Regions from separate parts of the Mus musculus genome. Here regions 1, 3, 4, 5 and 6 are each linked to region 2. A link is a loop called in an ENCODE intact Hi-C map of the cell type or tissue named here. Cell type or tissue: left cerebral cortex. All regions are shown on one strand.

Region 1 (4,000 bases), 130 kb after region 2:
TGCTACTAGCACCAGGGATGGTACAGGAGCAGGGAGGAAGATCTGAAGTTCGGAAGGTGGAGGAGATCTGAAGGAGGTGCACACACAGCCCTAGGTGACAAGACCACAGAACAGGGGAAAAAGCAAAAGGGGAAGGGGCTGGAAGATTCCAAGCAGGAAAGGATCAGAAAACAATATTCGCAATTGGATAGCTTCTGAGAACTTTTAGGGGAAAACCCCTGAAATGAAAGAAGACCAAGAGGTCACAGAGTATGGCGAGTGAGACAGGATGATGCAGGAGGAGATGTGCTTCATACAGGAGCCACTCGCCAAGAATGAGTCGCTCTGGCTGACAGTGTGATTGCCATGGTTTCCAGATTCTTTTTATATCTTTGTAATAAATGCATTTTATGCAGCTTCCCAGTACACCCACATTTATGACACAAATCACCATTACATGCAATGCAACACTTTGTATTTTACTTATTTTTATATTTAACAAATTCTGTATGACCATCCCGAATGATTTCATGCTGTACTAGATTATCAAAAGAATTTGCAACTAAACTTCCTTGCTTCCATCCTTTTGTTTTAATTTTTAAATTTTTATTAATTTTATAGTTATGAGTGTTTGCCTGCTCGTATGTCTGTGTGCATGTGTGCAATGTCAGAGGTGGCCTGAGGTAGGAGGCAGGTCCCTTGGGACTGACTTACAAATGGTTGGTTTGTAAGTCACCATGTGTGTGCTGGGAACAGAAGCCAGTAATAAACAGTGGTTTGAATATATTATCTAAAAGATCAAGATAGCAGTCTATAAAAGTCTTGACTTAGAGTATAAAAATAAAAATTTTAAAAATCCTAAACTAGGTGAGGTGCCATGCCTTTAATCCCAGCACTGGAAAGGCAGAGGAAGGCAGATTTATACTAGTTTAAAGCCATCTGGGACTACATAGTAAGTTCTAGGGCAGTCAAGGTTACAGATTGAGACTCTGTCTTTTTTTTTTTTAAAGATTTATTTATTTGTTTTATTTATATGAGTACACTGCAGATGTCTTCAGACACACACTAGAAGAGTGCATCGCATCCCATTTCAGATGGCTGTGAGCCACCATGTGGTTGCTGGGAATTGAACTCAGGACTTCCAGAAAGAGCAGTCAGTGTTCCTAACCGCTGAGCCATCTCTCTAGCCCGAAGACCTTGTCTGTCTGTCTGTCTGTCTGTCTGTCTTTTATTTATCTATTTATATTCACTTTACATCTTGCTCACTGCCCCCCCCCAAGTCACCCCTTCCTACAATCCTTCCCCATCCCCTCTTCCCCTTCTCTTGAGAAGGTGCAGGCCCCCTTGCCCCCCCCCCCGCGCCGTATCCCCTCACCCTGCACATCAAGGTGAGACCCTGTCTTTAAAAGTTTCACACAGCTCCTGACATTTGCCTGTCCAGTAAGTTCAAAGCTATCTTTAAGGGAGAGGCTTCAGGGAAGCACTGTGGTGAAGGCCTAAAATACTAACACTCAAAAATTAAGCAGGAAGATCACAAGTTCAAGGCCAGCCTGAGCTACATACAGTTCAATTACAGTGAATAAAAAAATAAAATCTGTCTCAAATAAAACCAAACCAAACACCCCCTGCCCCAAATCCACAAAGAGCAGGGAAGGGACTGGAGAGATGCCCGGTACTGAGGAGTATATGTAGCTCTGAGGGCCTGGGTTCAGTTTCCAATACCCACAAGGTGGCTAACAAATACCACAAACGAGGATAGGTAACTCTAGTTCCAGAGGATCTGATGTCCTCTTCTGGCCTCCACCAGAGCTAGCACCAGCCATGCACGTGGTACTTGCAGGCAAAGCACACACATAAAATAAGTCTTTAAAAAGACAGATACTATAGAGACGGCTAAGGGAGCAAAGTACTGCTGGGTAAGCCTGACCGTCTGAGCTGGATCCCTGGAGTCCACAGAGGCAGCGGACAAGAAACCTACTTCACAGTGCTGTCCTCTGACCATAGGTCTGTGAGCTTAAAAGAAAATCCAACCTCTCTCGGCAACCACAGACACCTTCCACTATTGGAGAAAAGCCAAGTTGCTAAAATTGCGTATAGAATATTTACTTAAAGGCAGTAGCTCATACATAGGTCTCACTCTAGACCTGTGGTTCTTACCTGTGGGTTGTGAACGCTTTAGTAAACCTCCATCTCCACAAACATTTACATTACGATTCATAACAGTAGCAAAATTATAATTGTGAAGTAGCAATGAAAATAATATCACGGTTGAGGTCACCACAACATGAGTAACTGGATTAAAGGGTCACAGCATTAGGAAGGTCGAGAACCACTGCTCTAGACCAACAGTTCAATCTCTGGGCACAAATTTCATTAGAGCACTTAAACCAAGCAACCTGATGCTTGATAATCATGAAGTCTAAAGGACATGTGAGCCTGGAGTCCTCCACCAATGAGCAAAACTGATTTCACAGTGCCACCTTGTGCCTTAAAGCTAGAAAGCAACTTTACTAGAATACCTGGCCTTGTCTCTTACATGAAAAGCCCAACAGGAATGTGTGTACCTCCCACTAAGGTCCCTGTTATTACACTTCGAACGTATGGACTGCTTGGCTGGAGAGGCTGAGACAAGAAGATTAGACTACATAGTCTTAATCCCACCCAAATCCTAAAAAGAACACTGAAAACAAACTATTTACATTTGACTATAGTTCTAAGCATTCACTCAACATTTACTAAGTTCCCATAATATCCCAGGTTCTATGCTACACACTAGAGATTAAAGATGCAAACAACATGGTCCTTTAAGATTCAGAAAAAAATCAAGAACTACAGAACAGATTAGCATGCCTCTTTCTGGGTAGTGACCCTTGCACCTGGGAAAGGACAGCAACTGGTTTCCCTGAGGACAAAACAGAGTCACTTAGTAAAATCCCCTCAGAGTAAGAGGAAATTTGACTCACTAGATACATATTTTGTGGCAACGCCATGGTAGGTGCTAAGAACACAAGGGGCAAGCTTTTAAAGATCTGCCAGGGAGGTCTAGTGAGGGAGTTTCCTCGGGTAGCTAGGAATTGAGCAGATGAACAACAAGGAGAGCGGTGTACACTAGGACAACTGTAGTTCTAGTACTTGGGAGGCTGGGGCACCATGAGTTCCAGGCCAGTCTGTGTTACAAAACAAGGCCCTGTAACAAAAATCAGAAAAAGGGGGATGGAGAGATGGGTCAGAACTTAAGAGCCACAGGCTGCTTTTATGGAGGACCTAAATTTGATTTCCAACATCCACATGATGGCTCATAACACCAGTAAATCTAGTTCCAGGAGATCCAATGACCTCTTCTGGTCTCTACAGGCACTAGGCACACACATGATGCAGATGCAAACGAATACGCATACGTATACAACAAAAGTTTTAATAAATCAAAAGAAAAGAGGACAAATCCTTGTGTTGTATCTAGAAGAAGAGAGACTGCACAGAAGGACAGGCTGCTTAAGCAGTTCTTCTTTTATTTTTCAATCTAGTGAAATAGGTTATTGATTAAAAATTATTTAAATTTTTATAGCATCATACACAATATATGTTCTGGGTATATAAATATGAACAAAGATAACCCCAACGAGCTATAAGACAACAGCAAAAATTGTTTAAGAATCTGCTGCTCTAAATACAAAATTCCAAGTAAAGAGGCAGTGTGGACAGCAACTATGGGAAGGAGGTGACAGCTATGACGGAGAGGCTGCTGGAACTTGAGGTGCCAGGCACGATTAGAGCAAGGAAACCTATGCGGGGCTCCAGGATTTCACCCAGAAAAACTGTAGGAGTGAGGACGGCATTAAGAAAAGCAATGGAGAATAGAACAGAGCGCTGGGGAGAAAGCAGGCGTTTAACAAATGTGCCAGTAGGTAGGAAAGAGGAGAAGGGGAAGAGACCGGCTAGCTAAGTGTGGGGGCCACTCTTGTAGTGAGCACTTGGGAAGATGGCACAGGAGGACGGCCAGATATTGAGGCTACCTTGGGCT
Region 2 (4,000 bases):
AGAGAGGAGAGAGAAGGAAGTGACTTGCCCACAGTCTCGCAAACAGCTATGCTGCACCGGGGCTAAAATCAGGCTGTCCTCTGCCTCTCATGGCTCCCACCGCACCGTGTCACCTCAATTCTCCTCTGCCTCCTCTGGCCCTGTTCACTCATAGGCGGTGGTCCCATATAACACCCACCCTACTCGGTAGGAAGAACAGCAAACCCTACGTGGTGCTGGCTTTACACCTTAAGAAATGTCCTATCATTCTGCTAAGCACTACTCAGGTGAGGAAACGTATGCTCACAGAAGGCAACTGAGAATGAACGGCCAATGGCCACAATCTTGAACCAGGTTTTCCAGTCAAAAACAGAGGGCCTTCTGCCAGGCTGCCACTATTAACCTAAGCTAATGTAGATTCCCTGATTATCCCAAAACCTACTGGCTTGGGATGCCAGACTTAGTTCTCTATCCTTCCTCCAGCTGCTTCCAGTGCGCTGTACACCCGCCCTCGGCCCAGGCTACTTCTCTCTTAACCGGCCTACTCATCCTCACATGTGTCTAGCTCACAGGGCTGCTGGGATCTCCAAGATAAAATGGGTACCATGCTGCCCACATTAGCCAACATCAGCCTACATATATTACATATGCCCGGAGATGATGACCAAATTCCCCCGGCGTCTGTTCCTACCAAGTTTGTGTTCTGGGAGGCTATCATTTTCTCTCCAACTCTATTGAATATGTTTGTCCAGCCATTCATTCTTTAATACTGAGTGAGCATATCGGCCCAAGGCTCAGTATCTTCAACAACTCCATCACTCCTGTCTCTTCCAGCACAAAGGTGGACTCCTGGAAGGGACTTCTATTCTCCATAGAAGAGCCTAAGATTTCCACCATTCTAATCCTAACCCCTTCTTAAGAAAGATTTTTTTTTAAAACTCTGGAGAAATGGCTCATCCGTTAAGAGCATCAGCTGCGCTTTCCAGGGACCCAGGTTCAATTCTCAGTACCCACGTAGCAACTCATAACTGCCTGTAACTCCAGTTCCAGAAGATCTGACACCCTCACAGGGACATACATGCTGGCAAAACATCAATGCACACTTTAAAAAAAAAAAAGTCACTTTAAGAAACTTTTTTTTTTTTGACAGAAAGAAGCAGGGGAAGGAGGGCATCTCTCGTCCTCCCTGGAAATCTCCAAACTTCTCACTCAGTTTTCTCTTCCATCAACAGTCCCAGGAAATAAATTCGAGAGTGAAGAAGGGGGAAAGACCCTCAGCCCTCAGTCCTTCCAGAAAAGGGGGGGGGGGGCTGACAGGAAGAGGGCGGTGTCTGTAAGCTACTAATACATTACAAAGAAGTCAGTTCAAAGCCAAGAGACGCTCTTAAGTTGCTGTTGCAGTAAGAGACAGGGGCAGGGCCCCAGGTTGCCTGTTTAAGGAAGCCCATTGTGGTGTGTTTTAAATTACCTCTGCTGGTCTGATGAAGTGAGCAAAAGGGCACCGTTTCAGGGCTTAGGATTCCTGAGTGAGCTAATACAGGATGCCTTTAGCTGGGGGAAAAAAAAAACCTTCAGCCGGCTCACTAAACTCCCCCCCTTTTAAGTTTAAAAAAGGGAATGAATGTTACCATTTTTGGACATGAGCATTCTCCCTCAAGCCCAGCCCTAACCGCACTATCCAGAGGGACGCGCCATCCTGTACACCCCCCCCCCCATTCCCAGATCACGAAGTGGGGGGGGGGGGACTGAACGGGAGTTGGGTGTTGGGGGGTCAGGGTACGTGGCCGCCTAAGGAACGCGCTCTCTGCTCAGGCAGGAAGCCGTGACAGGGTTAATGTCTCCCCCTCCCCAAGCAAGAGAGGTTTCTGACCTCTTCCTGCCTATAGCCATTACGCTCCGGACCCATCGCCAATTTCTCAGCTCAGACGGGGCAGCATATCCCGAACCTTGCTGATGGCGACTAGGATACAGGGCCGTGGATCCTCGGAGAACAACCCCAAATATCTCCTGAGACTGTCTCTCCACCAGGAGCCCAACTAGAGCCAAGCTACTCAAACTCGCGTTTCGCCAGCAAAAGAACCGGGCAGAACACAGATGTGAGGGTTTGCAGCCACCAGTTCACTGAGTTAGCAATAAAACCGTTCACCGTCCTGACCCCGCCCCCACAAGGCCCTGAGGAGCCCGCGAACGACCCCCGATTCTCAGCTCCAGCCGCACTCCGGAACGTCCACTTCCAGGTAGATCCCGAGGAGGTCGCCAAACCCTCCGACACCGGCTCTGCCCACTGTCTGCAGACCCAGCTCGGGGCGCAGTAGTCGGGGCAGCTTGCCCCTATGGTACAGAGCCCCAGGGGCGGCCCAGGAAGCGTGCTGCCACCGCACGCCATATGGAGGCGCCAGGAAAAAGAAGGAAGGAGAAAATCGATCCCGAGTAAGCAGCCATGGAGCCTAAGTCTCAGCCCCAGCCTCTGGAGCATCGCCCCCGCGCCTTGCCCACGGGGAGACAGTTTCGGCTGCACCGGGGTGGCCCGGACCACCCGCTCTGAGGCGATTTGCCCTCCGGCGGCGCCACCTCCCCGCGCCGCGGCGAACTGTTCGCGGGCTCCAGGGCAGGGGTGCTCCGCTCTCCCGCCCGGTGCCTGTAACTCAATACCCCACCTCGCAGTGGCCGCGATGTCCCCGCCTCCGCTCTTGCGCGCCGGGAATTGGTTTCCAACCCGGAGCCCAGGAGTGCAGCGGCCAGAGCGGATCAGGGCTCAGGGCTGTAGCGGGTGGGGGTGGCTGCTAACCTTCCTCTGCTGCTTCTCCCAGGCCGGATCCAGGAGCAGGTCCCGATCCCAGTCCTCTTCAGGCTGCATGTAGTCGTTGGTCTGCTGGGAATCATAATGGTCCATGATGGTGCGTGCGTGCTAGGAGCTGGATTTCTTCCTCCACCTTCTCTCCAGGCGACGGCGGCTGCTGCCCGGGTGTGGGGAGGGTGTCGGCAGGGCTGGGCTGGGCTGGGCTGGGCCGGGCTGGGCTGGGCTGGGCTGGCGGGGCCGGGCTCGCTCCCCTGCGCCCGCTTCCGCCGCGGCTCTGTTCGCAGAGGCTGCTGCTGCCGGCGGCGGCTGGAGCTCGCGGACTGCCTTCCTGGGGCGCGCGCTCGGACCTAATCTCCACGCACACTGCTCTCAGTGAACACTCGCGCTGCGGGAGCAGAGGCGGGCGGGGGCGGGGAGAAGGGGCAGAGCCCTCCCGAGGTTCTCCATTGGCCAGGCCGAGTTGCCCAAACTTCCCCCCAGCGCCTCTCATTGGGAATTCCTGGCATCCGTCAGGCGGGTCTCTGTGCATATAGGTGGACTGGGCGGCCCCCTCCGGGCGCGCACGCCACCGCCCACTCCCTGGGTTCCCACTCCCCCGCAGCTCATGTGACACCACCTTAAGCTGAACCGGAGTGGAGCCTGGGGACGCCTCCCAGAGCTCGGGGACCAAATGGCACTGTGCTCCGGAGCCCGAGGAGTCGCTGAGGATTGGTCCCGTTCCCTGCCGGCGGGAAGGCCCAGAACTCCGGCGCACCGGTGTTCCTGCGGTCCCACGCAAGCTACAAACCCCAGCAGGGCGCGGGGAAACCCAAGGCATATTTCGTTTTCTCTTTCTCGGGGAAACTAGGTTGGGACAAGTCGGCACCCTGGAAAGGGGTTGGGAGGGCCCACAGTAGAAAGGAATTTCCTGATTCCACCACTGCTCCCGCCCCGCCCCTCGGGACCAGGCTGATCCCTGTCCTTCTAGAGCCAGATTTGTGGCTAGCTGGCATTTCTCAGCCCACTGAGTTTCCCGCCTCGCCAAGGATCCTTGGGTACTTCTCTAGGGTTCCGTGCACTGGCCCGCTGCGGACTTCTTGTGTGGCAGCTTGGCTGTCCGGCTTCCCAGGTTCCTTGGCAGGTATTCCCCGGTGGACTAACACAGCTGAAGCTACCTTCTGGAGACTAGTTTCCTCCTTCCCCACTTTTACAGCTTCCCTACCTACACTTTGCTGAAACTAG
Region 3 (4,000 bases), 60 kb before region 2:
GGCCAGCCTCCTCCTGGCTGCAGCACTCACCTGATGTGGAAGTTTTGGATGTTGACATTTTTATATGGGGCTGTCTTCCTCTGACACCACAGGAGTAACCCTTCTTTAGCTGAAGTCTCTGTGGAAAGAGGGTGGAGGAAGGAGGTCGGTGGGCTGACCCAGGGGAGGGAGGACACTGCTCATAAGAGGCCCTACAGGAACCTCAAGAGCTCAATTCCATTGTTACGAGGCAGGAGGAAGTCTAGGCCGCCATGTCTATTTGTTGGGCAAAGTTGGAAAAGTTATTTAAGAAACAAAAAAAAAAAAAAGCAAGCCACTCACACCATAGACTAAAACGTCCAGGCAGCAGCAGCTTTCTGAGGCTATCTGCCTAACTCCCTTCTATTCAAGAGATGACTGTAATATAAGGTAAGTCAGCAACTGGTGGCTGTCCCAAGGACAGCTGTAAGCGCCCGTGAAGCTTACATGACCAGAAGCCCCTTGACAGGGTGAGCGTGGAGAACCAGGAAGAAAGGATGCCTGTCCAGGCTCGGCTGAAACATGGCTTCTTCCTGTTACTGCACTGATCTGGCTCTGGTGCCCTGTCATTGTATGTGGATCGGGCAGGTATCTGAAAAGCCAGGCACCCAAGGGGATGGTGAACTACCAGCTCCAAGGCTTCAGGCTGCACTGCCCCCGTGTGTTCAGATCTGTGAACTGCAGGTGGTGGCCTTTACTACTAGTGGTGTTCCCGAGTGACCTCACATATTTAATTTATAAAATGGACTTTTAAAATAATGTTAAAGAATCAGCACAAATACCGGGCATGGTGGCGCACACCTTTAATCACAGCACTCGGGAGGCAGAGGCAGGCGGATTTCTGAGTTCGAGGCCAGCCTGGTCTACAGAGTGAGTTCCAGGACAGCCAGGGCTATACAGAGAAACCCTGTCTCAAAAAAAAAAAAAAAAAAAAAAAAAAAAAAAAAAAAAAGAATCAGCACAAAGGTTATAATGATTCAAGTACAAACAACCAATTATAAAATTGGCATGGGAGCCAGGTGTGTGCGGCACACCTTTAATCCTAGCACTCTAGAGGCAGAGGCAGAGGCAGGTAGATCTCTTGGGGTTCAAGGGGAGCCTGGTCTACACAGCAGCTTCCAGGCTAACCAGAGGTACATGGTGAGATCTACTTATGAGTTGGCATGGGGCTAGAGAAGTGGCTCAGTGCCCTTGCAGGGAACCTGAGTTGGGTTCTTAGCACCCATGTTAGAATAGCTCACAATTGCCTATAACACCAGCTCCAGGAGCCAATGCGTCTGGCCCTCTGAGGGCACCAGCACCCACCTGTATAACCACACACAGATGCATATGCATATACATATACATATAAAATAAATCTTTATGGGACTGAAGAGATGGCTCGGTGGTTAAGAGTGCTTGTTGCTCTTACAGGATTCATGTTCGGTTGCCAGCACTCACATCTGGGAAGCTGAAAACTGTAATCCCAGTGTCAGGAGATCCAATGCCCACTTCTGGATGCTGGGGCACAAGGCACACACACAATATGCAGGCACACATTCAGGTAAAAACACCCATACACATAAAAAATTAAATCTGTATATTTTAAAAGCATTTTATCTCAATCTCATCGTTTAAAAAGGTGTGGTTTTATTGTATGTATATATCATGTACATAGAAAAGTCTGAACAGTATGTGATATAAGCAGAATATCAGGCACAAAGCTTTTTTAAAAGGCTGAGTAAGGAATACAGAGAGATTGCTCTCTCATACCAGGGCAACCTGTGCACATCTGGAAGGTAGCCACCAGGGGGAGCAATGAACGCATCAGTGGGCATGGGGCTCCCCTCACTTTCCTAAGTTCTGTTTCTTATCCTTTGCCACTAAGGGCCCAAGTGAGGCTTTTAGACACTTAACCACAACAGCCTTGGCATTCTCAAAGCCAGAAATGCCGCTGGGCTGACATACTTTTGGGGGTTATTTGAAATCATATGAGGGAGTTCTGGATGGGCCTAGAGAGAGGAAGACAGGGTAGGGAAGGCAGGGGGAGAAGAGTTTGAGAAGGGACAGAACAAAGCAGAAACCCACCTTCCACGGAGATGTCCTGGATGGCAAAGCGGAGAATGATGGTCCAGATCATGCCCAGGGTCATCTTCACATTCCCATCCACAATTTCTACAGAAAACAGTGGCAGGACACGTTAGGTGGATCGCAGCAAGCCAGACAGTGCCATGTCACGCCACTTAGACGTCAAACATCACAAACCGCCCATTTCCAGGAGGGAAAAAAAAATTACTGACATATTCATTCATGTGTTTATTTGCGCAAGGGATTAAACTCACACACATCACACCTAGCACACACAGATCTCACCGCTCCTAAGCCACACCCAGCTCCACACAGACACTTTGATTGGCCAGGAGAGGTTACTTGAGGTGTGAGGGAGGGACAGGTGATTCTCTTGAGACAGTGTATTCATCAGGAAGGATGCTGTACACCCGGAACCATGGTCACCCAGTCTGAGGATAGGAGGGGATGGATTTCTAAGCCCTCACGTAGGTGGGGAGGGGGAGGTCGATGAAATGGGGTCTGTGAACAATCACAGCTCTCAAAATAGCCACTCCCGCAGAGAGCTGGAGGGAAAAGAAAGCTACACACGTCCATTTTAAGAGGTGCCATTTACAACCCTCTGATTGGTCAACCTCAAGATGCCCTAAGTTTTAAAATAGATTTTTGTTTTAAAACGCACTCAAGATGACAGCTCAGACACCCTGCCATATTTAGTACTTGCACTTTTCAACAAATTCTATCACATTTTCCTTTCTTTCTTTTCTCTCTCTCTCCCTCCCTCCCTTCCTTTCTTTCCATTTTTTTTTTCTTGATTTCTAGGCTTGGTTTCAAGAATAAAAATATAAATCAAGACTAGAGAGATGGCTCAGGCGTTAAGAGCAGTGGCTGCTCTTCTAGAGGACCCAGTTTGGTTCCCAGCATCCACACAAGGCAGCTCACAACCATCTGCAATTCCAGTTCCAGGGGATCCAGCGCCCTCTTCTGGCCTCTGCAGGTAAGCACATGGTGCACAGACCTTCATATAGGCAAACACATATGAAATAAAAGTAAGGACAACTTAAAACAAATGAAAACTATAATTTAGCCTAAGCCACAGAGCTGTTTCAGTCTTGTGGGCTGAAAGGTGAGGCTCAGCTGAAGCTTCTTAATCCAAACCAGTTTGCAGAACAGGACAGTAAGCCGCAGGCCCATGGCAAGCTGCTCTCAGTGAAGAACAAAGTATCTGAGGGATGTCTTACTTATTCTCCTCCACAATACACTAGTGTGCTGGGCAAAGGAACACCAGTGTTCACTTGGGACACAAAGCATGTTGTAACTTGTTAACAGAGCCACAGATAGTGACGGGCCACAGGCTCATGTCAGAGTCCCAGACAGCTGTGGTGGGAGACAACTGTTTCCCCTTCAGGACAGTCAGCCCGAGCTCTGCAGGAACTACTACAGGGGAGGCATTAGATGAGTCTGTAAAGCTGGGGTGGGTGGGGGGGGGTCACGTACCCAGGCTGGCCTATTGCTCCTCCTGCTTCCACCTCCCAAAGGCTGGGATTACAGGTGTGTGTTACCAAGCCCCACCTCATAATGACCTTTGTAAAAGACAGCTTTCATCTACAACAGCTCATAGGTCTTGACCCCTTTAGGGGTCAGACTATTCTTTTACAGGGGTCATATATCAGCTATCCTGCATGCCAGATATTTACAATTCATAACAGTAGCAAAAAGCACAGCTATGAAGTGGCAACAAAAATAATTTTATGCCTGGGGGGGTGGTCACCACAACCAGAGGAACCCTATTAGAGGGTTGCAGCATTAGGAGGGTTGAGAACCATTGATCTACAACCTCCAGTACTTTGTCATCCGTACCGCTAAAAAGGTTTACATTGATATGCACAGAGTCTAAGCTCTCATCGGTAAACAGGCGAGAGAGACATGAATAAAT
Region 4 (4,000 bases), 110 kb after region 2:
ATCACTCTGGGCCTCACCTTTAAGGGGAATGAAACCAACTGTACCTAAAGGTCACTATGTGGACTCAAATGCAAGAGAAGAAAATGAGCAAGGAAGTGGAAAAAAAAATTGGCCAAAAGCCATAAAACAAATCAAAGGATGGAATCCAAGAGTTATATCTTCCTATAGAAAAAGTATATTTTTATCTCATATGAAAAAGAACATATCATATGTGGAGTCCAGGGGTGACAGTCATAGAAAGTAGAGCTATAGTGTGACAGGGCAGTTCTCCTGCTGTTGTCATGTAGTAGTCTTCCTCCTCCTCTTCCTCTTCCTCCTTTAAAGATTTATTTACTTTAAGTATGTGAGTACACTGCAGCTGTCTTCAGACACACCAGAAGAGGGCATTGGATTCCATTATAGATGGCTGTGAGTCACCATATGGTTGCTGGGAATTGAACTCAGGATCTTTGGAAGAGTAGTTAAAGAGCCCCACCCCCTTTTCTGTCTGTCCTGGAGCTCACTCTGTAGACCAGGTTGGCCTGGAACAGAGAGCTGACTGCCTCTGCCTCCTTAGTGCTGGGTTAAAGGCATGTGCCATCACCATCTTTAATCAGTAAATTTACTAGCATTAAATCTATACTACATTCTTGCCCCTCATCCTACACATACACATAGCATCGACAGAGAGACGTGAGCAGTGACATCATGTCTAAGGCCAGGCCACATCTTTTTTTTTTTTTTTTAAAGATTTATTTATTTATTATATGTAAGTACATTGTAGCTGTCCTCAGATACTCCAGAAGAGGGTATCAGATTTCGTTACGGATGGTTGTGAGCCACCATGTGGTTGCTGGGATTTGAACTCGGGACCTTCGGAAAAGCAGTCGGCGCTCTTAACCACTGAGCCATCTCGCCAGCCCCAGGCCACATCTTTAAGGACACTTTGTTAGATTCATGGATTCATTCACAAGACAGCTCTTTGGAGGAGGGCCAAATGATTTCATTAGCATGATTTTGGGGGCCCTTGCCAACTGTCAAATCCCCAAGAAAGAGAGCCCAATGCTCTGTCACCCAGTGGCTCACCTTTTCAACTACACTTGGTCATATTTTCCTTTCCTTCTCTATTCCTTTTTCAGCAAGATATAGAGACAAGCAGGCCTTGCATTAATTGAGACTAGAAAAGGGAAGATTTTAAAATAATCAGCACGTCCATTTCTAGATATACAAGCTGCTTGCATGAAAAACTGCTTTTTCAGAAGTCTGAGCATCCCGCTGGACCCAGCCTGGGACAAGAAACACTTAAGGAATCGTGAAGGAAGGAATAAAAGGCAACTGCTGCTTTCTTAGTGTGTACAGAAAGCCAGCAGGTGGAACACTAGCATTCTCTTTAACCTGTTAAGAGCTTTGCTTGCCTACCTGGCTGTACATGGGGCTGTAAAGCTTAGAAGACAGAATGTAGCCAGTCCAGCTTTAGCAATAAAAAACAAAATGTAAGGATAAGTGAAAGCAGAGAGAGAATTTGAGCGCAGGTGGCTTCTGGGGGAGGAATGCTGACTCTGGGACTAGAGGGTGTACTTCCTGAAAATCAAGTCCACAGATGGACAGCTGCCCATGCCTGTAGCTCTTGATGCTCAAGGGAGGAAGCTCAAGTTGGAGGATTAGTTTAGGCCCAAAGTTCACGGTCGGCTTGGGCCACATAGTGAGACTGTGTCTCAAGAAGAAAAAGAACAAATTCAAACCTTTTGTTACTATTGATATCCAGCTGTCTAAATGTTACTGTCATTTAATCTAGTGGTGAAGATGGTTAAATTTGGATAATTCAAATATACTAGAGATCAACCAACCAATGCACTGGCAGCCTAAAGCATGGAAGGCGGACTATACAGAGGCTGTGAATGAAAATCAAGCCGGGGACTGGCCCACCAAAGCCCCTGGAGCACAGTAAATGCTCCCCAACACCTGCTGCATTGCTTTAAAAGGCATAAAGCAGGGAAGGCTGTTCTCACACATCCACTAACCAGCCAGACCATGGAACCACACGTGAGATAAACAACTCTGAGGAGTCAGACAGGGGTCTCATGAAGGCCTATGTCAGAATACAGATAGTTCACAGATTCACTCTATTTCTACCATTAGTATCAATTTGCCACTGTAATTAAAATCAAGAAAATCTACCTACTTGTTAGGTCAGATCCTTGGCAACGCATCGGCTATCATGGCAGTGATGGGCTGAAACTGAGTGGAAGCCATCCCACATTGCCAGAAGTCAGGCTTTCCAGTTAAATGCAGTTTCCTTTTTGTATATGCCAGACAAATTCACTTATTTTTGAGTCTGAGTTGTAGTCCTTGCTTAGCTATAAACACACATGTAGCAATAATCTGGTCACCTTACCTTTCTGAACCTCAGATTTCTCAAAAGGAAGAGTTGGTTCAAATGATCTTGGATAGCTTTGTGGTTAGAACTTAGAAGGCACAGGTGGGCTCTTCATTATTTCATATTTTATTCCTTGAGTATAATTTATCAAAACATTAATTTAATTTTGAGGCCAATGAACTATCTAGTGAACCTTGGATAGTAAAAATTAAAAATAAAAATAAGTGCAGGCCCTCTGGCACAATAGCTAGATCTATAGATGGGGTCTGACTAATCACTTTGTAATTAAAAGCTAGAAGGCTGTCTAGATAGGTGGGGTCATACATGGTCATTCATTCCTATTATGGAAATCCCCAAATTCCTCTCCCGTTACCTAGCCTATGACTCAAGGAAGACTGCACAGCACAGAGTCCCAGGCTGCAGGAGTTCTTGGAGTACAGACACAGGAATGATGTCAGAGATAAAGACCAACTAAGTGTCAGCTGCTGTGACCCTGCCACTTACAAGGCTGAGACATTATGATTGCAAGTTTAAGCCCGAGTGGGCAATGAGTTGAGACCCTGCCCCAAACAAATAACTTAAAAGCAGCAAAAAAGGCCAGGCATGGTGGAGCCATTAATCCAGCACTCAGGAGGCAGAGGCAGGCAGATCTCTGTGAGTTCAAAGCCAGCCTGGTCTATAAAGCAAGTTCCAGGACAGCCAGGGTGGTTATACAGAGAAATACTGTCTCAAAACAAAACAAACAAAAGGGCAGCCAAAAGATCCTGTCTGAACTAGTCTAAAAAGCTGCCAGAATATAGATCACTGTGAACTGGCCAATGCGGCATTAACCTTGGCTATGGAAAGTCAGAGCCTATGAACGAATCGAATCACCTTTAAAAAATATTTTCTATGACTAGGACAGTAAGTCTGTTTGGCACTTAAACTGTTTGCACACTTACAATTATAAGCTTAATTGACTAGTTTTACTATAAATCCATAGCTTTTTTTTTTTTTTTTTGGCTATCTTGGAACTTGTTCTGTAGACCAGGCTGGCCTCAAACTCAGGAGAACCGCCTGCCTCTGCCTCCCAAAAGCTAGGATTAAAGTCATGCGCTACCACTGCCTGGTACAGATCCATTACTTAATTTATCCTATCAAAGCCTCTCTAAAAGTTGAGCAGGAAAAAAAAAACTATTATCAATCCTGATTTATAGTTATAGAAGCTTCTGTCCAGAAAGCTAATATTATACACCGACCAAAGTACTCAAGAGTCACTTCAACAGATCCTTAGAGTACTCTTACGACATTCTAGGCCTTGAGACAAGGCAGTGATGAGTTAGCTCTCTTCCTAGCCCTTGAGGACTGAAAAAAAAAAAAGTCAAACATAAATCTAGTTCCTAATCCACTAGGTTAGATATCTCGGATAATCTGAAAGGGGGCTATGAGCAGCCTGAAGGCTGACTCAAGGCCAGAGGCAGTAACTTACATCCTCTTTCATCCAAGAAAAACTTTTTACTGCAACCACAGAGACTATAACGCCTACAGACTCTCCCACTAGGATAAAAGTAATAATAACTTAGTCAAATAATTGATGAAATCAAAGACAATCAATGTTTCTATCATTGTATACTAATCTGTAAGGTGAAACCAGCTGTATCTTCA
Region 5 (4,000 bases), 110 kb after region 2:
GAAGTCATCGGAGCCTGAAAGGATGTACTGTTGGAACAAAAGAGACATTTTATATGTTATTTTATAATTGGAAAGACATATCCAATTACATATATCATTCTGTAGAGAGAATATTTAAAAAACGAACCAGGGCCATGGAGATGGCTGAGTGAGCAAAAGCAATCGCTATGTGAGCCGGAAACCTGTGATCCCTGATCCCACAGTGGAGGGGAATGGGGGAAGAATAGATCGTGCATCAAGGCTCCATCATTTGTGGCATCACCGTTTCTGTGCCTCTCTTCCTCCCTTTCTGTACATTAAAAGGTGTTTTTTTTTTTAACCTTTTCATTTATTTTATTTTTGTACATGCATACCATGCACTTGTATGGAGGTCTGAAGGCAACTTGCGGTTATTTGTTCCCTCCTTCTCTTTTTTTTTTCTCTCCCCCCCCCCCCCCCAATAGGGTTTCTCTGTGTAGTCCTGGCTGTCCTGGAACTCAGAAATCTGCCTGCCTCTGCCGGGATTAAAGGAATGTGCCACCACTGCCCAGTTTGCTCTCTCCTTCTACTATGTGGGTCCTGAGGAGGACAGCTCAGGTCATCAGGTTTGGCAGCAAACACCTTTACTTTCTGAGCCATCTCAACAGCCCCCACAACTGTACATCTTTAAATTAAAGGTTTGAGGGACAGTGAGAATTGAGCCCAGGGCCTTATACATGTGAAACACCATGCTATTGAATTATACCTCAGCTCCTAAAGTGTACTCTGTGTGTGTGTGTGTGTGTGTGTGTGAAACTGGGTATTGCTAAGTAGCCAAGGCTGGACTTAATCTTAATCTTGTTAATTCTCCTGTCTCACCTTCCTGGGTATGAAGATTATAGGCATGTACATATACACCCAGATCAAAACCTAGTACTTTTACATGGAAAAATCTCAGATAATATTTGTGTCACAATTTTTTTTTTTTTTTTAGGGTTTTCGAGACAGGGTTTCTCTGTGTAGCCCTGGCTGTCCTGGAACTCACTCTGTAGACCAGGCTGGCCTCGAACTCAGAAATCCGCCTGCCTCTGCCTCTCAAGTGCACGCCCGGCTGTGTCACAATTTTTAAAAGTGTAGAAAATAAAACTTAGGCCCTTCATAGAGATCTTTGAGGTCAAGTATCCTAAGGTTCTCTGTATCTCCCTAACATCCTGGAGCAGCAGGCTACCTCCAACCCAACCATGACAAGGACGTAAGTGATGTCTTTCTATGTGGCAGCTTCAAATCATTATTGCTAGGTCTAACCTAACTAATTAGACTCACAAATACATTGTGTTATGAGCAAACAGTGACAAACAGCACCTTGAGCACACACTTATTTCCAGATGTTGACAGACGCTGTAGCTCCCCGCCCTTGGGCCACCTTCTGCCTGGCTGCCTACTGCTAGCCTCCCTATCTCTGACAAAGGCTCTCCCTCTCCAGAGCATGTTTGCAAGTTGCTCCAAGAAGTGAATGCTGCACAGGAACAGCCCACAACCAAAGACTGCTGTGAGTGGGCCTGTGAGCAGCCCAGCTTCCTGTCCTGACATAAGAATGAGGATGTCTGTGCTCTATGGCTCCCCTCTCAAGGGCAAACTCAAGGGCTGGTAGCCATAGGCAGTCCTTGTCTTCCACACTACCCTGCTCTGCTGCGAACTGCATTTCCAAAGAATTAGCTACATCTGAAAACTGAACCTCTAGTACGGCAGAGGGAGGGAGCCAGAACACAAAAGAATCATCTACTAATTACACGCATGTATGCATGTATGTATTTATGCATGCATGCATGCATGCATAGAACAAAACTCGCTAGTCCATACCTCATTCTTTCTTGTTTTCTTTAAAAGAAGCCATGAACCTAACATCAAATTCCTGCTTCCCTCCCTCTCTGAACCTCACCAACCGAAATAAACAAAAAATGCATACTAAAAACAATACCACAAGGCTATACTCATCAGAAGTCTTACTTTACTGAAAGATCAGTATTTTCCTAATTGCTTAGTACTCACTGGGGCAGAGCCCAGGACCGTTAAAGGGGCCAGCTGTCCAGACAGAACGCTGACTCAGAAGACAGCCTTAGAAGGAAGAAAACATTCCCAGAGTTAAGTCTGCTGGTTCTGATATAGCTCCTCAAACACACAGAAAATGCTTGGAATGCTTTCAATGCTTTTGGGGGTAAAGCAAGTTCTGATAGTTCTTCTCCTTAAAACTCTTCCATCTACCAGGACTGATCATTTCCGGGGTGGTGGGGGTGGGGTGTCTCCACCCACTGACATCTAGCCAGACTCTGTAAGTGCTCACACCAACACTGGAATTACAAGCTGCCCTGAAGAATTCAGTTATGGCATTTAGTGGTTGGCTGTTGGATTCTTGCCAACATTAACAGTTGGCTGCCTGGGATACTGTTAACTGTGAGAGCCTGAAAATAAAATGAGTTCATTCTTTTATTCTTTAAACAAATATTTATTGAGTGTCTACTATGTATTGAGCACTATTCTAGGGAAGGAAAGAGAAATGGCGAAGAGAAAGCAACGCTGTCTCTGCTCTCACGGGACAATCATCTTTTATTGAGTCGGGTAAAATTATACACATATAATGTGGGAAAGGGGAACAATGTTAGGAACAAGAAACAAGAAATATATACGTGACGTTCCCAGTGGGGGCAAGCATTAAAAGAACAGGGAACCATCTAGATAAGAAGCTGAGGTAGCCGGGGTAGGTGGTTTCCATTTATGTAAGGTGGCCACAGAAGACTTCTCTGATAAAATGGCACTGTGAGCAAAGCCCTGAAGGAAATGAGGGAGCAAATTATGTGGTTATCTGGGAGAAGACTATTCCAAAAAGGGACAGAGAATTCTGGGATATTTAAAATATAAAGCAGCAAACTCTGTGTAATGGCTGAAACCTGTAATCCAAGTATTCAGACGGCTTTGAGGCAAGAGGCCAAGTGAGGAAGAGCCTAGCTTAAACTATAAAGAGTTCTAGGACAGCCTGGACTACAAAGTCACAGCACATCACAAAACAAAGTAAAAAGCATAACAAATTAGGTAGCCAATGAGCCTGAGGCTCCACTCATGCTGGGCAGGAAACCCCCTCAACTGTACTCCTCCTGACCTTTTCTTTTTTTTCCATTTTTTAAAAAATTTATTAGGTATTTTCTTCATTTACATTTCCAATGCTATCCCAAAAGTCCCCCATGCCCTCCCCGCCCCAACTTCTTGGCCCTGGCGTTCCCCTGTTCTGAGGCATATAAAGTTTGCAAGACCAAGGGGCCTTCCTCCTGACCTTTTAAAACTTGTTCTGAGACTGTGTCTTACTAGCTTGCCGGTCTGACCTTGAACTTGCCACCACAGGCCTTTGTCATTAGGCTCCACTTTTTTCAATGTGTGTAGAAGATTATCTCAAGTGGGCCCTGAGGTAGTGACACATTTAACCTCACCACTGGGAGTAGAGCTTCCTTTCCTAAGGTTGCCTCCTAGGTCTGGGCTGGATGAAACATCAGACTTAGTGAGGCCTGGCAATGGTCAGTGCTCACGGCACTGAAGTCCTGGTGTGCTCTCTGAAAGATTTCTGCTGTAGAAACAGAGACAGAAGAGCTCTAATGCCAATCACTCCCAAGAGAAATCTACAGTCCATGCTCTCATTAACATTCATAATCACTTGTACTAAACCATAAAGCTGAACTTCATAAAGCAGAGGTGTAATCTCTCTCTGTCTGTCTGTCTGTCTGTCTGTATTGGTTTCTCTTTCTTTCCTAATCACTGGGATTACAAGACTGGGCCACCATGATCCAGTGTTCTGCATGGGTCCCAGATGGTGTGTGTATTGGGGGTGTTGAAACTGGGTCCATTTAATCCCAGAAATCAGGAGGCAGAGGTAGCAGATCTCTGTGAGTTTGAGGCCAGCCTGGGCTACATAGAGAGACCCTTTCTCAAAGCAAACAACCCCCCTCCCCTCAAATCTCAGTTCTTAGGAGCCTTTACCTTATAAGGTAGAATAGAA
Region 6 (4,000 bases), 82 kb after region 2:
CCCGGCTTGGCTGAACATCCAGAGTGGAAGCGCTCCGCTCAGGGGAGGAGTCTGGGGAGGGGGAGAGGTCATCCACCTTGATCTGTGGGTAGTCGTAATTGTCCTCTCCAATGTAGGTGTTGGTGGACTTGGCTGGACCAGTGGGCCGCTCATCCCGGGCTGTCTTTTGTCGCCTCCGCATGGCGTTCCGCTGCCGGGTGGTGGCTCGGCGTTGGTTCAGTTCCTCTTCATCCTCAGAGCTGGTGGAGCTGCTGGGACTGCTGGACCCATCCTCAGGGCTGGGCGACCGTGGCCGAGGGAAGAGATCTGTGTCCAGTTCAGCCTCACAAACATTCTCTTCAGAATCGGACTCATTGGACAGGGCCAAGAGGCGTTTGTCCTGGTAACGCCTCAGAGCAGACAGGCGCTGCTGCCGAGAGGACGCATCCTCACATGTTGGCGTTGCTGGGGTTGACGCCACTGCATTTGTGGTAGTGACGCGCAGGGGCCCCAGGTGGAAGGCGTTGTCCGCAGACTCGTCTACTGTGGGAGGTGGGGAGCGGGGCAGTGAGGCTGAAGATTCCGAGTCAGTGTAGCCTGAGCGCTCACTGACCCCTGCGTGCAGCTGGAGGATAGTGCTCTCGCTGAGGTCGCTGTCCGAGTCTGAGCTCCAGCCCTCAATTTCACGACGCACCAAGGAGTCAAAGAAAGCCATCATCCGAGGGTCCTCCTGGACTGACTGGTTAGCGTAGTCGTGGGACAGGCCACTTCCACTGTTCAGAACAAGGCTAATGTACTCCTCATGGGTGTAGAGGCAGCGGGAGTCATCTTCAATCCGACCATCCAGGTCACCTGTACATCCTGGCTGCTTGTATGGGCTCCAGATCTACACAGAAGATGAAAAACAAAGCAAGCAAATTGAATGGGAAGTGTTCAGTAGTTGGCCATGATCAATACCAGTAAAGAGCTCCCCCCAGATCACTGTCATTTTAAAGTCTCAAAGCAACTTCAAAACCATTTTCCTTACGGTACAATGGCACTCTTGTAATACTAGCACTTGGGACGGTAAGAAAGGAGGTCACGAGGACAACTTGAGCTATATAGCCAGGACTTGTCTTTAAAAAAACAAAAACAAAAAAAACAAAAAACAAAAAAACCCAAAAACCAAAAACCTAACTCTTTATTAGACTGACTCTTGTAAAATGTTTATCAAAAAATGCAGCTTTCAGAGGTTTGTAAAAGCAGCTTAGAGCATAGAATTACACTTGGATCCAGAGACCTAAGCATATCTTTAGGTGGAGGATACTCACATATTGTCTCTGCCCCCTTCATTTCCAGTACATTGGAAATTATAACTTTAATCTAAGAGGATGGTTAAAAGATGACTTTTAAAAATTTCAGAAGACTTAAGCTTTGCACAAAGAAGAGTTTTTCCAGAGTGAAAATATTCCTTGTCAGGCATGGTGGCACATTTCAGAGGCAAAGGCAGAGGCAGGCCAGTTTCTGTGAGTTCAAGGCCAGTCTGGTCTACATAGCTGAGTTCCAGGGCTACATTGTGAGACCCCATCTAAAAAAACCAACCAACTAACCAATCAAATACACACCCTAAAAAGATTTCAGTCTATAGCCACACTTCTTCCAAACAACAAAATTCTATTTTTAACCAATGAGAATTACTCACTAGTGCCTGACAAGAATAGACAACTGCCTACACTGTGCTCCCTCTTGGACACGCAGGCCTCAGTTACCCAGGAAACTGGGTCCTCTTAACCAGAGAGTTAGTTGCTGGCTTGCTTCAAGGGTAATTCTCATAGCTTCAGGAAGAGATGAGGCGCACTGCCCCTGGAGGGTGACTATAACTCCATCCCTTACCAGGTCCCCCATGGTTAAGGATATATACTCATAGCTGGGAAATAGCAAAACTAGAGTTTTAAACTCAGGTGTTTTTAGTCAAAACCTGAGCTCTACAGTGGAGTTAAGTTATGCAAAATCAAGTTTAAGATAACTAAGCTGTTGATGCAAATGAGAGCAATCAACTCTGCCTGACAGCCAGACAGGTCCACAGGATAACACCAAGCAAATCAGTTATGCCAGCCCATAGCCATGGCACCTCAATGAAATTTCAGCCATTTTCTTGCCTGACAGGCTGGTGCCTAACTTTAGATGACATCTAACTCAGAGGACAGTGTCCCATCCTACCCCATCCACGTTCTCAAAAGCGCACTAAGAGCAAATTCACCTCCCAGGAAACCTCCGAGGCCTACTGCTATCTCTGATAGGTGGTCTCTGAGACTTCCAGTTCACATGAGGCTTATGACACCTCAGGCTGGCTACTTCTCAACATCAGCAACCCAGATGTATTCTTTCAGTTTGTTTCCTTTCTACAGCCAGGACAGGGTTGACCCTGAAGCCCCATTAAGAGACTGTGACTCATTAAGTCACAAGATCATGTTCCCAAGGGGGTCAGTAGAGGTGGGATATGTTAACTAAATGCTACCATATAATAACCATAGAGCAAATAGCAGAAAGCAAAGGTTTAGTTTGAAGGACAGTTAAATTCTTTGTGACAGTCAATCACAAGCGTGGAAAATACTCAGGCAGCACAAGGCTCAAGCTTCAGCCAACCATCTCTGCAAACAGACTCTGAGGATATCAGAGTTTGGTGAATAGGAAGGGAGTTGAAGGGTTCCTTAGGATGCTTTCAGGTCTCATTCTTAATTCTGAGCCAAGTGCTTAATTTTCCCAGTTAAAAAATAACAAAATGTTATTAGCTATATTCCCTAATATGAAAACAAATATATTTTTCCTTCATAAAAATTCACTCTGCTCACAGAAATGGCCTAACTACTTCATAAGCCACTTTTTAAAATTAAAAACTTTATTTTACATAGCCTACCTCATAAACCACTTTTTAAAATTAAAATTTTATCTTATGCATTTTAGTGTTTTGCCCACTTTGGAGGCCAGAAGAGGTAGTCAGATCCCCTGAAACTGGAGTTACAGAAAGTTAGAAGCTGCCATGTGGGTACTGGGAACTGAACCCAGGTCCTCTGCAAGAATAACAGCCAGTGCTTTTACTCACTGAGCCATCTCTCCAGCCCCTTGAGAAGCCATTTTTAAAGTTCTAATATCAGGTTGGGTATTTAGCTCAGTGGTAGAGCACTTGCCTAGCAAGCGCAAGACTCTGGGTTTGGTCCTCAGCTCCGGAAGAAAGGGAGGGAGAGAGAGAGTGTGAGCGAGCGAGCAAGCTAGCTAGCTCTAATCTCAAAGTCCCTACATTTTCTCTTCAGGAATAAATATCACAAGTTTTTTTGTTTTGTTTGGTTTGGTTTGGTTTTTCGAGACAGGTTTTCTCTGTGTAGCCCCAGCTGTCCTGGAACTCACTCTGTAGACGAGGCTGGCCTCGAACTTAGAAATCCGCCTGCTTCTGCCTCCCGAGTGCTGGAATTAAAGGCGTGCGCCACCACGCCCGGCTAAGTTTAAAGTTAGTTATACGTTGACTCTGGAAGGTGCCAAAACAGACTAAGCTCAACTGTGTATTTCTGAAGACTGAGGCAACAGAATAAGCCCGGATCGGGAGGCAAGAGACTTGGGAGGGTGGGCTCCTAGTTAACTGGTAACCCTGGGTGAGGCGTGGCTCCTCCACCCAAGCAGTGAGTTAGATGGGCTCTAATGTAGCTCTAAGATTCAGAGCAAAACAAAACTTCTCCCTAGAAGTCAGTGTTTGGTTGAGAGCAGTACAGAGCAGCAGGAGCCCATGTCCCACCATTTCCCACAGTCCTGAGCAAATCCCTTCACCCTGGAAAGCCTCCATTTCTCAACCATATTATGAGAGTGATAACACGACACAGGCTATAGCCAAGCATTGATAGGCATGCTGCTTCCTCTTTAATTGGTGGCTGAACCTGTCAGCCAGAAAGCTTTAAGACCAAAAGGCATTAGCTGGCCATCAGAATTACTGACTCCCCATTATCCTGGTCCAGAACGATTTCAAACAATTATAAAACTGTTCATTTCTTTA

Evidence for each region. A loop is a pair of places that touch in the nucleus more often than their neighbours do. Peaks named below come from ENCODE experiments on the same cell type or tissue, not always from the same donor. Only the 100,000 strongest peaks of a DNase experiment are listed, where the experiment ranks them.
Region 1: it touches region 2 in a loop (2.7-fold over the local background); 10 of 42 quality-filtered maps call a loop at or near these places.
Region 3: a loop joins it to region 2, with 7 times the contacts of the local background. A loop is called at or near these places in 16 of 42 quality-filtered maps.
Region 4: it touches region 2 in a loop (2.3-fold over the local background); 14 of 42 quality-filtered maps call a loop at or near these places.
Region 5: it touches region 2 in a loop (2.6-fold over the local background); 13 of 42 quality-filtered maps call a loop at or near these places.
Region 6: it touches region 2 in a loop (2.8-fold over the local background); 7 of 42 quality-filtered maps call a loop at or near these places.

Annotation. Positions count from the first base shown.
Region 1 is chr12:80,387,200-80,391,199 of GRCm38, forward strand. All of the region lies in intron 5 of Dcaf5 (DDB1 and CUL4 associated factor 5), which reads right to left. Among named protein-coding and RNA genes, the nearest start is that of Mir1843a, 2.5 kb to the right of the region's middle. In left cerebral cortex, a CTCF peak has its summit at 2,466 (motif pointing left); DNase peaks (open chromatin) are centred at 335, 699, 1,889, 2,466 and 1 more place; H3K27ac peaks cover 2,558 bases.
Region 2 is chr12:80,257,220-80,261,219 of GRCm38, forward strand. Actn1 (actinin, alpha 1) reads right to left here and starts at 3,144. Exons shown (of 21, transcript NM_134156.3): 1 at 2,768-3,144. The coding sequence starts at 2,872. In left cerebral cortex, CTCF peaks have their summits at 2,346 and 3,402; DNase peaks (open chromatin) are centred at 537, 1,578, 2,417, 2,636 and 1 more place; H3K4me3 peaks cover 3,771 bases; H3K27ac peaks cover 2,329 bases.
Region 3 is chr12:80,196,896-80,200,895 of GRCm38, forward strand. It overlaps Actn1 (actinin, alpha 1), which reads right to left. Exons shown (of 21, transcript NM_134156.3): 4 at 2,086-2,172; 5 at 31-118. Among named protein-coding and RNA genes, the nearest start is that of Actn1, 61 kb to the right of the region's middle. In left cerebral cortex, CTCF peaks have their summits at 686, 1,801 (motif pointing right) and 3,048 (motif pointing left); DNase peaks (open chromatin) are centred at 674 and 1,819.
Region 4 is chr12:80,372,155-80,376,154 of GRCm38, forward strand. The region is part of intron 6 of Dcaf5 (DDB1 and CUL4 associated factor 5); the gene reads right to left. Among named protein-coding and RNA genes, the nearest start is that of Mir1843a, 18 kb to the right of the region's middle. In left cerebral cortex, no CTCF peak of the experiment used is centred here; a DNase peak (open chromatin) is centred at 1,518; H3K27ac peaks cover 457 bases.
Region 5 is chr12:80,364,044-80,368,043 of GRCm38, forward strand. It overlaps Dcaf5 (DDB1 and CUL4 associated factor 5), which reads right to left. Exons shown (of 9, transcript NM_177267.5): 7 at 1-27. Among named protein-coding and RNA genes, the nearest start is that of Mir1843a, 26 kb to the right of the region's middle. In left cerebral cortex, no CTCF peak of the experiment used is centred here; DNase peaks (open chromatin) are centred at 1,505, 2,109 and 2,331; H3K27ac peaks cover 2,011 bases.
Region 6 is chr12:80,339,412-80,343,411 of GRCm38, forward strand. Dcaf5 (DDB1 and CUL4 associated factor 5) reads right to left here. Exons shown (of 9, transcript NM_177267.5): 9 at 1-865. Among named protein-coding and RNA genes, the nearest start is that of Mir1843a, 50 kb to the right of the region's middle. In left cerebral cortex, a CTCF peak has its summit at 1,844; DNase peaks (open chromatin) are centred at 159, 1,723 and 2,008; H3K27ac peaks cover 1,683 bases.